Linked DNA regions of Mus musculus: region 2 is linked to region 1. The links are chromatin contacts, found by Hi-C or POLR2A ChIA-PET in ENCODE. All regions are on one chromosome and are shown on one strand. The core of a region is the stretch at or near the end of the contact, and the rest is flanking DNA. Distances in the headings are between cores, read along the strand shown. Region 1 overlaps Cdk17 (cyclin-dependent kinase 17). Region 2 overlaps Cdk17 (cyclin-dependent kinase 17).

Region 1 (5,577 bases), core at 604-3,103:
TATATTATCCCTTACTTTGCCACATGCGGCTTGTCCTTGTGATTGTTTACAGCTTGACAACGAGAGAACTTTACTCAGATGGCCCTTCCCTTTTCTTTCTTTCTCTTTCTCTCTCTCTCTTTCTTTTTATATACTCTCTCTCTTTCTTTTTATATTAATATATATATTTATTTATTATATGTAAGTACATTGTAGCTGTCTTCAGACACACCAGAAGAGGGTGTCAGATCTCGTTATAATGATTGTGAGCCACCATGTGGTTGCTGGGATTTGAACTCAGGTCCTTTGGAAGAGCAGTCAGTGTTCTCAACTGCTGAGCCATCTCTCCAGCCCCCAGGTGACCCTTCTTAACCCTACGACTATAGATTTGTCTGAGGCTCTGAATAAAGTTGGCCAGCGCATGAGACTTTAGTCCGCCTCACTGACTGGCTTCATTCTCCCAGATCCCGGTAGGTAGCGGCGGCACTTGTATACTTTAGGTAGGCACTAGGCTATCCATCTCCAGCTCTCTTGTTATTTTAAGACAGAGTCTTAATAAATTGTCCAGGCTGGCCTTGCCGTCCTTCTATAAACCTAGGTAGGCTTTGAACTTGTGATCCTCCTGCTTCAGCCTCCTTAATAGCTGGTAATACCAGCCTATGATACCAGGCCCCGTTCACTGAGCAATGTCTAAATTCGCTATAGTCTATTTCCTAATCAGCATAAATGTTCTTAGAGTATATATCACATTAAAGCAAGCGAAAGTATGTCAGTCTACAAAGCTGATGAGACTGCTTATGATTATAATGTTGTAAGCACATCCTATGAAATCTAGCCAATCACCTATCCTTTTAATTACCTCGTAAGGGACTGGAGAAATCACTCAGTGGCCTGAGTTCAATTCCTAGCGCCTCTGTCTGGTGGCTCTAAGAGATCTGACATCTCCAGCCTCTGCAGGCTCCTATACTCCTGTTCACATACCTACAAGCCAACACACACAGGTAAGCATAATTTAAAATGCACAGTGAGATCTAAGCCAGCCAAAGCTACAAAGTGAGACACTGTCTCAAAAAAAAAAAAAAAAGCATCTTTTAAGAATAGATTTAATCACCCCTAAACTCTAACAGTAAGAAATTAAAGAGGGCCTAATTTTAATAAGAAAAATTACGCAATATTATATAATTACATATTTTAAAGGACATATTACAGCTACCATGAGAGTAAGGTGTTAATTCCAAGCTAGACCAAATCCCAGCCTGAGAGGGGAAATGGATATGAAGGCCTGGCCCTAGCCAAGGCACCTTTTGACAACTGAAGGTGGCTGGGAGAGGACACTCAAATTTCTCAAAGAGTCACCCTGATACCACCGCACTCACATCCTATATATGGGCAGCACAAACTGGACTTGATCGGTCAAGAAAAGAGAAAAAGAAGAGAACCAAAGGTCAGGTGGATAGGGAAGGAGGAGGACTCTGGAAGGAGTTAGGGGCGGGGATACGTTGCTCAAAGCATGCTCTATCAAACTCTTAATTGAAAAAATTAATAAAATGCAAATCCACATTTTTCAATGAACAATACTATATGTTTTCTTTTACAAGTTTTAAAGGTACATCTCAGAAAAACTATTTTCAAGATACTTATGTTGGTTTCAGTTGAAGGGAACAAAGAAAGCTGTGTAGGCAACTTTCTGCTGTTGTCTCTAAGACACAAGTGGACTGAACAACTGTGCATGGTGTTTGGTCACTCTGTAATTTATGACACAATAGTGATTTGTTACTTTTGCTAGACTAACCCTTTATTAAAGCCTACGTAGGATAAACTGCTGAGGAGTGGTCAACCTTCCTCAGCAACAGGGAGCCTTGGCAATGCACTGCAACTGCCGGCTCTCTCCAGTCTGCTGGTAATGCTTTTCAGTAGGAAAAGATCACTCGAAATATTCTAAAGAAACTGGACTGTTCTTCCAAAGACTATGCCAGTTGCCCTCAACACTACACAACGACATTCACTCCAGGAAATTTGTGTATGATTTGGAGCGGGGTGAGCTAAAATTGTCCACATTACTTGCTGAGCAGAGAATTAGAAATAGTTCACATACCAACCTTAAATTGGAGAGGAAGAGAGCATAACAAGACAGCAGTTAGCGGGCGCACTCCTCACAAGGCCTAGAGCAGAGAAGACAGGATGAAGAAAGTGTGTGTTGGGCTAAATTCAACAGCCACCATTCTGCTCCTCTGTTTCCAGTTTTAATGTATTTGTACCTTGTGGTACCAATTCTACTTTCTTAGGAAACTTCTGAAGGTTAAACAGGGAAGTGATGTAGTGGGTCAGATTAGTACAAAACAAAGCAAAAAGATGCCCAAATAAAGACTTTTTCAATATACAAAGGAAAGTTTCCTATGAGGACACTAGCAAATATTTAGGACAGTCAACACTTGAGGCTAAGGATAGTGATAACACCTGTAATTCCAGAATTCAGGAAGCACAGCAGAATATCGAAGTCTCTAGGCTAGCCTGGAAACAAGATAATGAGGGTAACCTGGACAACATAGGAACACCCTGTCCTGGAAGGATGGATGGATGGATGGATGGAGTAATGCTTAAATTAATCAGAACTCTGATCAAGATACTTCTGACTGACTGAACTTTCTATTAAGTAGAATTAAATGAATTCAGCTTAGTAACTGTCTCCATGAGCCTAGAATTGTTTCTCACTGCCTGTTCAGTGTTGACCCTCGAAATCTGAGACGTCAACATATCCCTCCCATGATGAAAGGGTAGCTGTAAACAACTCTGGCATTAATGGTGAAGGTTTTAGAGCATACAAGAAATTTTAGGCAGCAGAAGTGAGAGCAGGTTTTAGAGTAAGCCTAACCTGACAACTGACTCTTGACTCCTTCACTGGGATACTAAGGAGAGCAAAGAAGGATGGATGCTGAGAGAACTGTGCTCTCTGCCCCTTTAAAAACAAGAACTAACAACCACCTCAGAAGAACGTGAGATCGAGTAAGGATTGGTTTATGGCAATATATACATATGATGCTCCAACATTGGGAATATATAGTAGAAGAAGGTGTTGAATGTTATAGTTTTATATATACCTCAGCCATGAAACATGTGTGCACTGCAGACGTGAACACACAAGCACATAAAAGGGAAGCCATGCTGAATAACTGCCCTACACTATCTAGTTTGTCTATGTACAACAGGCTGCCTGGACAATAACCAAACTTCCTACCTACTAGCAATGTATTTCTCAGAATATGACCCCATCATGCTAACCAAGGCATGGCTATGTTAGCATGTCTCAGGACTTCTATTGCTGCCACAAAAACACCATGATCAGGAAGCAAGTTGGGAAGCAAAGGGTTTATTTTGCTCACACTTCCAGATCACAGTCCATCACCAGTGAAAGTCAGGATAGGAACTCACACAGGGCAGGAACCTGGAGGCAGGAGCTGATGCAGAGGCCACGGAGGGTGCTGTTTACTCTGGCTTGCTTCCCCTGGCTCACTCAGCCTGCTTTCTTTATAGAACTGAGGACCTCCAGTGCCGGGATGGCACCACCCACAATGAGCTGGGCCCTCCCCCATTGATCACTAATTTAGTATATGCCTTACGGCTGGATCTCCTGGAAGCATTTCCTCAAGTGAGACTCCTTCCTCTCTGTTGACTCTAGCTTGTGTCAAGCTGATCCACAAAACCAGCCGGAACAGAGACTTACATGACTTCTGCTCTACTTAAGCTTTCTCTCCATCTGCACATTTCACATCAGCTTTCTGGACAGTCAAAGCAGCAGTTTTAGTCAGCAAACTGAAATGTGCCTTCACACTGTACGTTAGCTCTCAACTCTGCTTGATCAACCCCAAGTCAACGGCAAACCAGAACCCCCTGCCTCCAACTACTGACCTTTCACCCAAACCACAACTGAGTACATGTGCGCAACCACACTCACGGGCACACCAACACACCCTCACATGCTTAGCCTTAAAAATGAAGCCTGGGCCGTAGAGATGGCTCAGCGGTTAAGAGCACTGACTGCTCTTCCCAAAGTCCTGAGTTCAAATCCCAGCAACCACATGGTGGCTCACAACCATCCGTAATGAGATCTGACACCCTCTTCTGGTGTGTCTGAAGACAGCTACAGTGTATTTACGTATAATAATAAATAAATCTTCAGATTTTCTCCGGAGTGAGCAGGGCTGGAGCGAGCAGGGCCGACCGGAGCAAGCAGAGGTCCTGAATTCAATTCCCAGCAACCACATGATGGCTCACAACCATCTGTACAGCAACATTGTACTCATATACATAAAATAGATAAATAAATCTTTAAAAAAAAAAAAGCCTAAGAGAAGGAATGCCCTCAGCAAACCTAGACAGCACTTTCACCTCTCCTTCCCTGTTTGAGTGTCTGACCTCTTTCACCATGTTGCGTGTATATGTATACACGGACACACATGTGGGGTGGATATGAAGGCCATAGGACAACTTCAGGTGCTGTCCACCTTGTTTGTGGACACGGTCTCTCACCGACTCTGGTTCTTAACAAGGAGACTAGACTGGGTGCCCAGTGGATCCCAGAGGTCAGCTTGTCTCCACCTTCCTAGGTTAGGATTGCAAAGGCGCACCATCACGCCATGCCTGGCTGGTGTTTTTGGTTTTGTTTTTTAATTTAACATAGGTTCTGGGTATCGAACTCAGGTACTCGTGTTTGCAAGACAAGCAGGCACTACTGAGCTATACCCCCACCCTTCTTCATCATTCTTAGCAACATTTTTGGGGGAGACTCTCGGAGAGATGCTTCAGCAGTCATGAACACTAGCAGTTCTCCCAGGGGACCATGGTTTAACCCCAGCACCCACATGGTAGCTCACAACCATCCCTAACATTAGTTCCAGGAGACCCTGCCCTCTTCTGTCTGCTTTGAGCACTGCATGCATGTAGTACCCAGACATGCGTGCAGGTCAAACATCAGCAAAACACATAAAGTAAGAGATTTTAAAAGCACTTTTCCTAACATCCAAACACCACCCTATCAGTTCCGTGCTCTCTCATTCTCTCTGAACTACTAGCTAGCCACACACGCACACGCACATGCACACACCAGTATAACCATTAAATACCAGAACTCTTTTTTTGTTTTTGTTTTTGTTTTTTCGAGACAGGGTTTCTCTGTGTAGCCCTGACTGTCCTGAAACTCACTCTGTAGACCAGGCTGGCCTCAAACTCAGAAATCCACCTGCCTCTGCCTCCCGAGTGCTGGAATTAAAGGTGTGCGCCACCACTGACCAACAACACCAGAACTCTTAAAGCTCACAAATTTTTCTTACTGTTTCCTTCTAAGAAAAACACATTCAGGCACATGTTTCAAAAGCATCTATGTAATAACTCACTATTTTTTCCTCTGATTCTGAACTCTTTTTTGACTACAAACTCATATTCAACTGCCTACTTGAGTGTCAAAAATACCAAGTTAAGGTTGGACCTCGTTGCTGAGATGGAAAAGGTCAGCATCAAAGCAGCCATCAAAAGGCTGAGTGGTCTACAGATGGGACCAAAAATCGGATTTTTTATAAACACATTTTCAAGCTTGTGCTGGTT
Region 2 (6,414 bases), core at 252-2,751, 50 kb before region 1:
CACACAGTGCTGCACACAGTGCTACAGGCTCGACTGAGACAGGCAGACCCCAGGGTGTGCTGGCCAGTCCGTCTATTCAGGTTCAGTGGAAGACTGTCTCAAATAAATAAATATAAATAAATAAATAACTTTTTAAAAATGAAAAGCGGTATCTGAGCATGCTTCATGCTGACCTTTGGCCTCCATTGTGTATGCATGTACAGGCGAGTGCACTTGAACACACATGTACATATATCTATAACACCTACATACATATATGTAATAATGCATAAGAAGATCTTTGAAACTCTAATTATTATTTTTAGACCAACTTAAAGTAGGTATATTTTCCATATTAATACTTTTTTGAATTGCTATGTGTCACGTACTCTTCTAAAAGGTGCTCTGTGCACGTTGGCTCATTCAGGCTTAATACCATCAGGCTTAATGACTTTCTCATTACTTTGTCTACCTCCTTAACGGAGGAGATGAAGGCACGGGCTACTAATGTGAATAAGATGGTTAGTCTAATATAGCCATTAGTGGTAGACTTATATTTAAATCTAAATAGTTTTATTTTCACACCTCAATTCTTACTCACTGCTCAAACTCTTTGAAATAACTCTTTAAAAGTAAGCATTTGTCAGTATGCCCTGTTAACAGCTATGCTCTTTCAAAACTATAAACGGCGATGGCATCTGTAGTTACCACATGTCGATCTGTGTTGAGTATTCTGAGGAACCAAGAAGCACATCAGGTGGTCGATACCACAGGGTGACAACTTCATTTGAGTAGGTCTTTGTGGGAACTGACTTGGCTCTGGCTAGTCCTTTACAGAGAAAAGAAAACAGAAGAATTAAAAATACTGAGATCCATTAACATGCTGAAGGTCTTAGCCCTACTGTCGCCATGACCCATTTCAAGAGATGCCAACTCTATAGCTTCCTGCAACTTCAAAAAAGTAGATTTATAAACTCTGTTGAGTGTATGTAGTCCTGGGCCAAGTCAATATTATATAATTAAACTGAACACAGTAATTATACAGCGAGAGACGAAGCTGGTGCAGTGTCTGTCTGAGTTTATCTAAACTTAAGATATTTTCTGTTGATGAGTCAGGATGCCGGAATTATTTCCCACTGGAATTAACCCAAAATAGGTCAGTGACACTGAGGCGCAGTTTGCTTGCTACCGTTATAAGCTAGCTATCACTGTTTAACTCAAATCACATGGTTTTTTTTGTTTGTTTGTTTTTTGTCTTTTTTTTTACTATACTATGTTTTAAAATTTTAAACCTCAAGATCATTGGTATACAATCAGTTGGAGCTTACTGGCAATTTCCTTGAACCTATTAGGCGATTTCCCTGGAATAAAATTCAGCAGTCTTTGTCTATTTTAATGATGTAAGTGATGTGAATAACTTCAGAATAAGAGGCCTTGATACTCTGGGATAATGCCACCTGCTGTAAGCAACTGTCTGCCCTGTCAACCGTGTGTGGGCTCCACTGTGTTCAGAGACTGACAGACCGGTTCCCTATGGGCTCCACTGTGTTCAGAGACTGACAGACCGGTTCCCAACCTTTTTGCTTTGCCACTGGTGGAGAGTTAGCTCCCCATAGCCTCTAGACTGTAGTCACTGAGTTTACATCTGAAGAAACATAACCTTATTTTTACCATATATTTTGTTTCAAGTAATAAGGGTACTTATGCTAAGATTGCTGTTATGTAAGGCTTTATGTATCTTGTGAAAAAAAATTGAAGAAGAAAAATGTCATACACAGTAGTAATTCAACACTTCATTAAAATAATGTAATGCTGACATTATTTTAATTACAAATCATTACCCTAGCATTCCAGCTTGATACAGTCATGCCCAACGAATTATTTTTCCACACATTTTAGTAATTAGCAAGATGTAGGGTAGCTCTGATTCCTCTTCCTTGGTTTTTTGAGTCACTATACCACGGTGACCTTGCTTTTTTGTGAATTTTACTGACTATAATATTGACATTTTCAAAGGAATCAAGAGTAAGTAAAGAAGGTAGGGCTGTAGTTCAGAGACAGTGCTTGCCTATCTTACTCAAGTCTCTCACTGTGATCCCAGCACCATCAAGGAGGAGTACGGGTGGGGGAGGCTCAACTAACAGCAGAAATAATCAAAAGTAAACAACATTCATTACTTGAAGCCATATATATATTTGCTATGCAACAACAACAACAACACAACAACAAGCCAAGAATCAGAAAATGATGACTGTGTTGTGAGATTTGCTTTCTGGAGGCTAAAAGCATGAAATACTAGATTCAAAGTACTTTCAGATAAAAATTTCCCATGGTCTTTGACACACCCTTTGCATGATTCCACGCAAGCTGCACAAAAAGCAGCTTGGCAAAGCGAGGGAGTGGGTGCAGGGGCAAGTGTAAGGGAATGACATAATGATGCTCAGGAAGTAGAGACGGGATCTATACAAGCATACAAAATTAACCTGTAGCATCTGCTTCAATCTCAGGTAGCCAACAGCAAATCCCTTTCAAACAAACAACAACATACTAAATAAACAAATGTCCATGAATAGCCAGGGCAAATCCAGCATTCAGTAAGAATGAGTTTTTAACTTGTTACTAACATAGCTTATTAGAATAATTCAAATTCTAAGTATATAACTCAAAATCAAAGCTACTCTAAAAACGTTCTTTCAATATAGAAGTTTACTTCCTAAAAGCGAAGTACACATTACTGCGTTTTATTTTCAGGTCGCATAAAATCAGATCAGCTAAAAGGTTAACCAGCGGCTAGTGAAGTCACCGAGCAGATAATAAAAGCAGTCAGCTGTGGTCAGCATATGGGGGCGCCTTTCAGAGGCAGCTTCCAGCTTTCGGGATCTGGCATAAACGCGTCAAACTTAAGAAGCCAAGTGCTTCTATTTACATGGGCTACTGACATTTACCGTATCTGTAAGCCAACACTGAGAAAATGGAAAGGTGTTTATTTACAGATTAAAAACAAGGCACGGTCAGGTGCAGCGACTCTGTCCTATAATCATGGAATTCAAGAGACTGGGGCAGGATGATCATGATGTTGGGGACAATGTAGGTGCACAGTGAGACCCTGACTCAAAAACAGAAACGATGCGAACCTCAAGTGCTCACCAGTCATAAGCTGTCTGCAATAATATCTTAATAAAAAGTTATTTTCCAAGGCAAAAAAAAAATCTTATACTCCTATCACTTATTTTAAATTTCATGTTAATAAAGGGCAACTGGATATCATTTTCTTTGATATGCATGGTATATAGAGGACAGCACATCAAATTATCAAATTTTTTTTTTTTTTTTTTTTTTGCTTGTTTGTTTGTTTGGTTTTTGGTTTTTCGAGACAGGGTTTCTCTGTATAGTCTTGGCTGTCCTGGAACTCACTTTGTAGACCAGGCTGGCCTCGAACTCAGAAATCCGCCTGTCTCTGCCTCCCAAGTGCTGGGATTAAAGGCGTGCGCCACCACGCCCGGCTCAAATTATCAAATTTGTAATCGCTCACATACATATGACAAGAATGAATCTCATAGAGACCAAGAGAAGAAGGAGGACCCTGCACATGGCCCCACCCCAACTGGTCCATCTATGACACGGCTCCTGCACCTAAGGCTCAGGGGACAACTCCAAAGAGGGACAGAAAGAGTGAAAAAGCGGGAGGAACAGGAAATCTGCTGAGAGGACACCTCCCTGAAATGTCAGGGAAGCCACACCCATGAAATATCAACAAAGCTGCCTAACTCAGGCCTGAAGGGCAATAATTCATTTTTAAGAAAACCAAATGTTAAAGACTAAATAATCAGTCTATTGGTCCCAAATTTCCTAGGAAAAATGGTGTTTCTTTAAAAAAGAAAGAAAGGAAGGAAGGAAAGGACCCCTAGTAATCTTTCTCTTTAGATTACTGTTGTTTCTGTGTGAGCTCAATGTGTTTTATGCTTATTCTTCATTTTATCACAAGAAATATTGTAATGACTTATAGTCTAGGAAAATAAACTTTACTGCAGTATCAAGTATCCCAGGTATAACTGACACTTGTCCCCTAAACATGTCAGCAGTGAAGACTACACATGCCCTGCCCTAAATACCCCCAAATACACCAAGGAACCAGCGACTCTACTGCTTACTTGGTGTTGAGTCCTCGGTGCAACCAGGAAAAAGCAAGGAGAACAGTAATTCTGAGTGTGAATTTATCTTTAGACGCCATGGAAAGTCTTAGAAGTTCTAGAGGTCTCAGCATGCTAGGAAACACGTGCGTGTTCCTCACTAATAAACCATTCACCTAAATTCCATCACACATCTCCGAGCTACAGAGAACACGTCAAAACACACAGAAAATTGACGACACTCTGTGACAACGGTGGTCTTCTCGCTTAGCCACCTGGAAGTAATAATGAATATCTTATCTCTCCATACCAAAGTCAGCCAGCTTTAGTTCTCCTCTCTCATTAATGAGGAGGTTCTGTGGTTTCAAGTCCCGGTGCAACACTTTTCTTCTATGGCAATATGCCAGACCACGGAGAATTTGGTACAGGAACAGCTACAGAAACAAATGAAAAGCAGTCTTACAGATAATGGAACGGGTCTTGCTATAAAGAAAAACCAAGCAATTAAAGCCAATTAAAATGACATCTTTTCCTCTTGCAGCTATTTTCTGAATTTGATTGTTCATTGTTCAATTTAAAACATCAACTAGTTTTTAACCCAATGAGAACCAGGAAAATAAACACTACAAATAAAACTTTGAATAACAGCAGTTCATTGGTTGGAGGCCTATAGTTTGATTATAAAATTCTGTTGTAACAACCAAGCAAACCCTGTCACTGATTTCTCCTTCCAAAACACACACACGCACACACACGTACACAAACACTTCCCTGATCTGCAGCAGCATCACCTTAAAAGGGCATCATATTTGATGGTTTTTCAGAAGAGCCAGGCTATCAGAAGAGAAAAGTGCTGTTTAGCTCTGGCAAGCCATTTGCTATAAAAGTAAGCGGCTCCTCACCCACCTCCTGGGCACTTGACTTTGAGCGCCTCCTACTCACTCTTCAAACTCCACTGTGACTCAGAAAGGGGCCCAGGCACTATTGTACTCTGAACGACGAGAAAGGGACTCCTGTAAGGTTAATGGCTAAGGGCTTCTGTGTATTTTAGAAGAAGGAAAGCGTTTTGAGTCTTTGTGGTTAGAAAAAGAGAGGCTGCATACAGAAGATGCCGAGTGTCTTTAGGTCACGGCGGAGGATGTGGAGAGGCCTGAATGAATTCTCAGAAGCAGTTTCCAGAGTTGGCATTGCTATGTTCTGAGAACTCCAGAATTATTATCTCAGTATCTGTCACATTCTATCCTTGGAAAACGTTAAGTGTAATTTCAACAGCCAGACAATAAAACGCGTTCCACCTTACAGCCACCACTTGGACCTAACTTAAAAAGCAGGGACTTTGCAAACCTTTATCAAATTATGACAGCTAAACTCTATGCTCTTTCCAAATTATTGTTCTAAGTAGAGAAAGCAAAATTAGCAAAACAAAAATATATAAATGCTATTCATAACATTTTATAAAATATGATGAAATATTTTTTAAAAAACTCATAGAATGTATGAAAATCTATTCAAAACCCTGGTCTTAGCAATGCCTGTCTTCAGAGCACTCTGTTAGTAACAAACTGGCTTCCCTCTATTTCTACCAAATTACTATTTAAAGAAAAAGTTAAATTTACTACCTACAGAATTAGAAATGTCTCAACCACACATGACACACTGCCTTCTTCCAAAATAGGTTTCCAGGAACTATTAATTTTGCATAAATAAATCTTTGATAAAAAAAATAGGGTATGCCAGTTAGGTCAAAGATATCTATTGTGAAAATTCAGCTATGTTAAATGCTTTCATGTTAAGTAACTTTTGAGTTTCATCCGATATTAGCTGCCTTAGCAAACTTCTCCAGTTACTCCAATTCTTAGATAACTAACGCTAAGAAAGCTTATCGATTTTCTTCTGATCACACAGATCTCTATTACCTATAAGTTTCTGACCTTGTCCAACTGGCTATTTTAAATACTTCTTTCAATACATGAGTGGCGTTTATCCTTCAAAGGGTCTTTCACAGGGTGTACCCAACATTTGTATTTTTTTTAGGGGCTTTTTATCCAGAACAGACTTGGATATCCACCCTACATAAGAGAATAAATTGTTGTCAAAAGTGTAAAAGACCTTTAAAGCAAAGCACCACTCCAAAGGGTCTGGTTTTTTAACAGCTGTAATACAGTCAACAGGTGCTGACTAAATATGCTTAGATGGTAGTAACCTAACCACGCCGATGGGAACGGCTTATGAGGCCAGTCTATGTGCTGGGCGATCCAGTCCAGCTGTGCTGACACAGGCTCAGAAGTGCATGGACAACATACCT

The links. Hi-C counts contacts between places; a loop is a spot of excess contacts on that map. ChIA-PET counts read pairs that join two places held with the same protein, here RNA polymerase II (POLR2A).
Region 2: a map of regulatory T cell shows a loop between it and region 1 (1.9-fold over the local background). The contact joins two enhancer-like sites. A Hi-C loop is called at or near these places in 2 of 37 maps with a recorded cell type or tissue (gastrocnemius and regulatory T cell). POLR2A ChIA-PET finds 5 or more read pairs at or near these places in 2 of 5 experiments (Patski and embryonic stem cell).

The regions. Positions count from the first base shown.
Region 1 is chr10:93,178,175-93,183,751 of GRCm38, reverse strand. The region is part of intron 1 of Cdk17 (cyclin-dependent kinase 17); the gene reads right to left. Among named protein-coding and RNA genes, the nearest start is that of Mir1931, 18 kb to the right of the region's middle. Within about 2 kb of position 1,853, at least 1 of the 3 ENCODE cell types and tissues checked has a DNase peak (open chromatin) inside an H3K27ac peak, as active enhancers do; it is gastrocnemius, where a contact is called at or near this core.
Region 2 is chr10:93,226,774-93,233,187 of GRCm38, reverse strand. Cdk17 (cyclin-dependent kinase 17) reads right to left here. Exons shown (of 17, transcript NM_146239.2): 9 at 6,413-6,414; 10 at 4,420-4,543; 11 at 688-808. Among named protein-coding and RNA genes, the nearest start is that of Gm32551, 55 kb to the left of the region's middle. Within about 2 kb of position 1,501, at least 2 of the 3 ENCODE cell types and tissues checked have a DNase peak (open chromatin) inside an H3K27ac peak, as active enhancers do; they include gastrocnemius, where a contact is called at or near this core.